Regions from separate parts of the Homo sapiens genome. Here region 2 is linked to region 1. The links are chromatin contacts, found by Hi-C or POLR2A ChIA-PET in ENCODE. All regions are on one chromosome and are shown on one strand. Each heading gives the region's core, a stretch centred on a gene start or an enhancer-like site at or near the end of the contact. The rest is flanking DNA. Distances are from core to core; before and after follow the strand shown. Region 1 has its middle 6.3 kb from the start of TRG-GCC1-5. Region 2 has its middle 20 kb from the start of LINC01549.

What was found. A loop is a pair of places that touch in the nucleus more often than their neighbours do. ChIA-PET counts read pairs that join two places held with the same protein, here RNA polymerase II (POLR2A). Pooled maps may share reads with other maps.
Region 2: a map of Calu3 shows a loop between it and region 1 (5-fold over the local background). The contact joins two enhancer-like sites. A Hi-C loop is called at or near these places in 4 of 168 maps with a recorded cell type or tissue (Calu3, PC-9, head of caudate nucleus and 1 more), 3 of 37 single-sample maps with no recorded cell type and 2 of 50 pooled maps. POLR2A ChIA-PET finds 5 or more read pairs at or near these places in 2 of 52 experiments (T-cell and activated T-cell).

The regions. Positions count from the first base shown.
Region 1 is chr21:17,459,463-17,462,797 of GRCh38, reverse strand. No RefSeq gene overlaps it. Among named protein-coding and RNA genes, the nearest start is that of TRG-GCC1-5, 6.3 kb to the right of the region's middle. Within about 2 kb of position 1,622, at least 11 of the 41 ENCODE cell types and tissues checked have a DNase peak (open chromatin) inside an H3K27ac peak, as active enhancers do.
Region 2 is chr21:17,417,204-17,420,538 of GRCh38, reverse strand. No RefSeq gene overlaps it. Among named protein-coding and RNA genes, the nearest start is that of LINC01549, 20 kb to the left of the region's middle. RefSeq lists an enhancer at 892-2,091. Within about 2 kb of position 1,543, at least 2 of the 41 ENCODE cell types and tissues checked have a DNase peak (open chromatin) inside an H3K27ac peak, as active enhancers do.

The sequences.
Region 1 (3,335 bases), core at 373-2,872:
CATTTTGTGGATTACAAAGATCATGTTGTCAGCTGTGTTGGGTGCAGGGCTGGACTTTATTCCTTTAGCTGATAAGCATTATCAACATTTACAAGACAGAAACCTTATATGAAAGTCATTATTTGTATTTCCTGGTTCATAGTTGGTTTCGAATCTCTGCCTGTACCGTGCTTATGTTTGATTACTAAGTGTGCTTTCATATCAGGGACAGAGAGAGTCTCCGGACATGGAGGAAGCCACTAGACAAGGCCAATAAAAACATAAACCTGGGCTATTTTTAATGAATAACCAGTAGGTATGAATGAGTAACAAATGAGCAGTAATCTGGCTGGGCGCGGTGGCTCATGTTTGTAATTCCAGCACTTTGGGAGGCTGAGGCTAGCAGATCACTCGAGTCAGGAGTTCAAGACCAGCCTGGCCAACATGGTGAAACCCTCTCTAGTAAAAATACAAAAAAAATTAGCTGGACATGGTGGCGTGTGCCTGCAGTCACAGCTACTTGGGAGGCTGAGGCAGGATAATTGATTGAACCTGGAAGGCGGAGGTTGCAGTGAACCGAGATCATGCCACTGCACTCTAGCCTGGGTGACAGAGCGAGACTCCATCTCAAAACAAAGAAACACACAAACAAACAAACAAACAAATAAACATACAGTAATCTACTTGAAAATGGAAAAATGTTTCTTAATCCCCCCTGGAGGGCTATAGATAGGTGACTATGTCATACATACCATTGTATGTCCCTCAGTCAATATACCCCGGAAGGGAATGCCCCCGCTAGAGCTCAACTCCAGAGACTATACTGAGAATGGTGCCCTTACAAGTTGGAGAACATGGCAGCCCTAGAAGGCATTCAATAATACTTTCTTTTTTTTATTTTTGAGATAGGATCTTGCTCTGTCACCTAGGCTGGAGTACAGTGACACGATCATGGCTTACTGTAGCCTTGACATTCCGGGCCCAAGTGATCCTCCTACCTCAGCATAAGTTTTTTTTTTTTTTTTTTTTTTTTTTCAATTTGTAGAGACAGAGTCTCCCTGTGTTGCCCAGGCTGGTCTCAAACTCCTACGCTTGAGCAATCTTCCCCCTTGGCCTCCCAAAGTGCTGGGATTACAAGCATGAGTCACCACGCCAGCCAATAATGATTTCTTGATTGAAGGAATGAATGAATTAAAAGGTTCATCTTTGGACACAAAGGCAGACAAAAGTTTGACAAAAGGCATTTTTGAAACTAGGACCTTTATTATAATATTAGTCTAAACAGTGGGACCCATGAATAAGCATGGCAATGCTATATTCACCATAGCAGACATCCTTGAAAATGTGCCTCCCCAGATAGATCAGCTAAGAAAGAATAATTCTACATACAATCACTTGCAGATATGTTTCCTGATAGAAATACCAGGGACAAAGCTAACATCAATGTCAAGTCCAGAAAATGATTTTTGAATGTTGGTAGTTTCCCTCTTCACATTCTGCTCTCTTCACTCTCCTATCCCTGAAGCACAGATGCTGTCCTTTAGTTTGAGTAAGTAAGAAGTGCCAGTGAGTCATATTAGCTATTTTTAATGCACAGACATGTGAGGGATCTGTTTGATGGAGGACTTGCTTGCCAGCAATCGAGTTCGAGAAAGTCCAGGGCTTCAAGCCAGATTCTGGAGTGAGGCAGAAATGGGGACTAGACAGAAAAGATTGTAGGCTTTTCAGGCTAGAACGGAGAAAGTGCAGATGCAAAACTAGGGTTTAATTTGAGGAATCATTTAGAGTAGGTGTTGATTTAGGAAGATCTAAAAGACGTAGAATTAATGGAAAGGTTAATGATGGGCCTCTTGAAGTGAGCGAATGATGACAGATTATGGGATACACTTAGCTCCTAATTATTATGTATTTTAATACCTAGGTGCTAAAAAGTGGTAGCTAAAAATAAATAGTCATATATTTTTAAATAGTAGATTTCTTCCCTTCCCTAAATTTCTAACCTTGTTTCATGAACACAAACCTAATTTTAAAGGTAAAGGAAACTCATGCCAAGCAGCAAACAAAGAGACTGTATTAATTCTTCAGTTCACAAGTAGGGAAGTATTGATTGAGATTAGAGAATTATTTGTTTGCTTATTTATGGTATTAATTTATATATTTGGTTTCTTGCCTTACAGATAATTTAGGCAGAAATGACAGCTACCTGCCTTAAGACAACAAACCTACAATCTATAACATTCTCCCACCCAGCAATCTCACATATCTGGAACCCAGATGGGAAACTAGAATAACCCTCCAAATCTTTACCCATATAAATAGGTGTTATAAGATTCATGCGTTAAGTCAGTCAGTACTTTTCAACCACAATAAACCACTCAAGCCCTCACTCATTATTTGTTTACTTTAATTTTAGACATAATGATAATAAGCTTGGTTATCAGGGTTTATTTAGCCCACAGGAGACCACAGGAGCATGTGGCTGCACATTTCCTTTGGAATGAACAATTATAAAAGGGTTTTCACATCCATCATTAGCTGCTCAAGGCAGACACAGCAATAGCATCAAGAAGTGTCAGTTGAGTGCCTGACAGCCCCAAGAAAACAGAATAATTCTAAACAGTAGGCAGATAAACCACAAAAATAGACTAGTCTGTAGCCACGGTTAGGAAGAAAGAGAAAGACATATGTCACCATTCTCAGATGGCATCTCTTTCCAGACTCAGAACCCCACGTGCATAGAGAGGTTGTCCAGTCCAGGCCCCTGGTTAGCATACAATTCACATCAACAGTTCTCTTTTTGGGTGGTCAGACAGTTCTGCTGATGTGTTGGCAAGGAATCTGTGATGATTAATTTTATGTGTGATAAATTTTCTTTTTTCTTTTTTTTTTTTACCAGCACTCCTGATTTGGAATGGATTTTTTTTTTTTTTTTTGAGACAGGCTCTCACTCAATCATCCAGGCTGGAGTGCAGTAGCACAATCACAGCACCCTGTAGCCTCAATCTCCCAGGCTCAAGCAATCCTTCCATCTCAGCCTCCTTAATAGCAGGGACTACAGGTGTGCGCCACCATGCCCTGCTAATTTTTTATCTCTTTGTAGAAACGGAGTTTCTCCATGTTGTCCAAGCTGGTCTTGAACTCCTGGGCTCAAGCAATCTACCCGCCTCAGCCTCCCAAAATGCTGGGATTACAGGCGTGAGCTACTGCACTGGGCTAATTTTATTTTCTTTAACTTGGCTGGGTCGTAGTACCCAGATATATGATCAAACATTATTCTGGATGTTTCTGAGAGCGTGTTTTTGGATGAAATTGACATTCAAGTTGGTGGACTTTGAATAAGACAGGTTACCATTACT
Region 2 (3,335 bases), core at 294-2,793, 42 kb after region 1:
TTGGAATATCTATACTATTGGTCTTGCTGGGAGGCAGAGTTCATCTTCCACTGTAAAATCTGAATAGACTTGAAACTTACCTCTCAACCTCCCCTGAAGCTGGGGCCTGAACCCATGACTTAGGTGTGACAATCAGACCCATGAGTCTCAGACCTGGAGACAGAAACCAAGGGTCAAAAGCAGTGGGGACATCTTTCTGGCTGTGGGGTGTTGGGCTGCATGCTGGCAACCAAGACAGTGGTAGGGCCAGGGTCAATGCTGGCAGTATGGATGGTCTCCACAGTGGCTCTGTGATGCAGTGGTATCCTCACTGGATTTGTTCTGTGGCTTGGTTTTGGCTGTGGTTTTGGTGGCGTAGCCTCCTCTTTTTAATGCCTATTCTGAATGTAGTTCTCTAGTCTTCCTGAAGATGTGGACAACCAAGTGTACCTCCAATAAATTCCTTTTTCTGTTTAATTTGACCTAACTTCTTTCAAAGATGGGGAAATAATAAGAAATATTCCTGGAAGATCTCCAATAACAGAAGAGAGGCAAGATTATAGATGTAATATTACACTGACTTTACTAGATGAAACAAGGAACTTGGCGAGTTTTGAGATGTGCCTCTGAAAGCTCCAGATAGCAAATAATAATCAGTGGGGAACCAGCCTCAAAGGCTGAAAAAGCTATATACAAGGAGGGTTTAGATAATATGGACAGACTTGAGACAGGAGAAGGCTTGGAAATTTAGCACAGAATCCATTAGCCCCTATTACGTGATTCTCAAAATGATACATTTGTGGTAAGTAGGAAAGTTTCTAAAGTATTTGTTATTAGGGATAATGCTTAGAAAGTTTGCAGACCCCCGGAAAAGGTAGGATAATACGCACTAAAGAGGAGCTAGCCAGGACAAAAATAAATAGAAATCAGGTTTGAGATGAACGGTAGGCTGATGAGAGGATTAAACGTAGGTGGAATTATCCAAATAGAGGAAATAAGAATGGACAAAGGTTGTTCGGAGCACAGATGCTTTTGGCAGACATTTGTTTCTCATTGGCAGATGCTCCATAAGGCCAAATATAGAAGAATGTGCTAGGAAATGAAATAACTGGATCAGAAAGCAAAAGGAAAAGAATGTAGTTTACCTGCACCAACTTAGACATGTGAAATATTTGAAACTCAGGTGCACCTGCCCGAAAAGAGGAGAAGGACAATATCAGGAAATGAAATCCTAGAAGCATACCCATGGCTGAAGAGAACATTCTGGCAGAAAGAATTGTTCTGCTGTTTTGAAGTAACACAAATCCCTCAAGATGAAGAACTAGATTTGGAGGTGGACCAGCAGAAGGTATCTGTCTTCTCTTGCTTCAGTAGACTAGAAGAGGACGTACATTTTTAGCCTACACACTCTTTGTGAAATAAACTGCATCCCCAATTTTGAAATTGACAGATTGTTTGGCTTCAATGACATGACACAACTTCAGGTGTGACTCATTTCCTCCCTTGATAAGTGAAATTATGATGTCACGTACACATGCCATTGTTAGGTACACATAGGCTTGTGGGACTTCCATGCTCTTAGGAAATATATGCGGTGGGAGTATTTGGCCCAAAAGCCTCTCAGCTATTAGGCAACATTATAATTTATATTACCTATTCAAAAATAATCACTGGTTCTAGCAGTGTTCAGAAAAACACATGAATATTCTTAATATGAAATTTCATTTTTAGTTCTCAAAGCTTGGTTTAAAAACAATTACCTAAGCTGTTTTAATTATGCTTTAGGGTTCTATCCTATCCACCCATCTTGTTAACCTGCAGGCTGAACATAACCTCTCCTGTGTATTTTTTTTTAATCAAATTCTTGTACATCAACTCTTCCTATCACGGGAAGAAGGGAGGTTCATTCAGATATGAAAATGCTTACCTCGTTACAACACTAGGAGAATAAAATGTTTTTATGCTGTTGAAATTATTTGTTTTGGCTGGGCGTGGTGGCTCACGCCTGTAATCCCAGCACTTTGGGAGGCCAAGGCGGGTGGATCACAAGGTCACGAGTTCGAGACCAGCCTGGCCAATATGGTGAAACCCCATCTCTACTAAAAATACAAAAATTAGCAAGGTATGGTGGCACATGCTTGTAGTCCCAGCTGCTTGGGAGGCTGAGGCAGGAGAATCGCTTGCACTGGGAGGCGGAGGTTGCAGTGAGCCGAGATTGCGCCACTGCACTCCAGCCTGGGTAACAGAGCAAGAGTCCGTCTCAAAAAAAAAAAAAAAAAAAAAAAAGCAAACAAAAAAATCACAAAGAAATTATTTGTTTTGAGTTTGGGTCAAGATTTAATTATTGGATTCATTTTCCTTCTATAATGGTCAGTGACAGAGAAGGAACCAGAAGGTTGGGAAAAAGCCCCTGGAGATTAGAGGAAGTGAGCCAATAGCAGATGTGTACTGATGCCATGGGTCTGCCAGTGCACTTGGGTCTTCTTCTGCATACTTGGCACAAAAATTTAAAAGAATCGTCATTATTGTTTTAACAAGTGGATGTGAATGGAGCCCTTCACATCCAATAATCTGCAGTTCCAATATTATATCCTACGATTTCATCCCACATATTCCATGCAACCACCCTACGGAGTTCCTCATGGTTACCTTTCTACATCAAGACCTTTTGTGACTTTGTTGTTTGCTCCTGCTCTTGTTTCTTTATCAATATCCTTCTTCTTCTTTCTAGTTTGTATGGAGTTATTTGTTATATCATATGTCCACCAAGCCCGGCTAACTTTCGTATTTTTAGTAGAGACAGGGTTTCACCATGCTGACCAGGCTGGTGTCGAACTCCTGATCTCAGGTGATCCACCTGCCTCAGCCTCCCAAAAGTGCGGAATTACAGGCATGAGCCAGCGCTCTCGGCCTATTTTATGATTTCTGATGCCATCTTTTAACTTCACCACATGCTGGGATTCAGAGCTGCCAGATCTATCACCCAGACATTTTTGTTCCTGCCACATTGCAGGAAAATTATGATGAAATAATCACTGATTCTAGCAGTGATTCAGTAAAAATTGAATTGAGGCCGGGCGTGGTGGCCCACACTTGTAATCTCAGCACTTTGAGAGACTGAGGTGGGAAGATCGCTTGAGCTCAAGCGTTGAGACCAGCCTGGGCAATGTGGTGAAACCTCATCTCTACAAAAAATACAAAAAAATTAGCTGGGTGTGGTGGTGCCAGCGTGTGGTGCCAGCGTGTATTCCCAGCTATATGGGAGGCTGAGGTGGGAGGATTGCTGGAACCCAGGAGGCAGAGGTTGTAGTGAGCTGAGATTGTGCCACTGCACTCCAGCCTGGGTGACAGAGTGA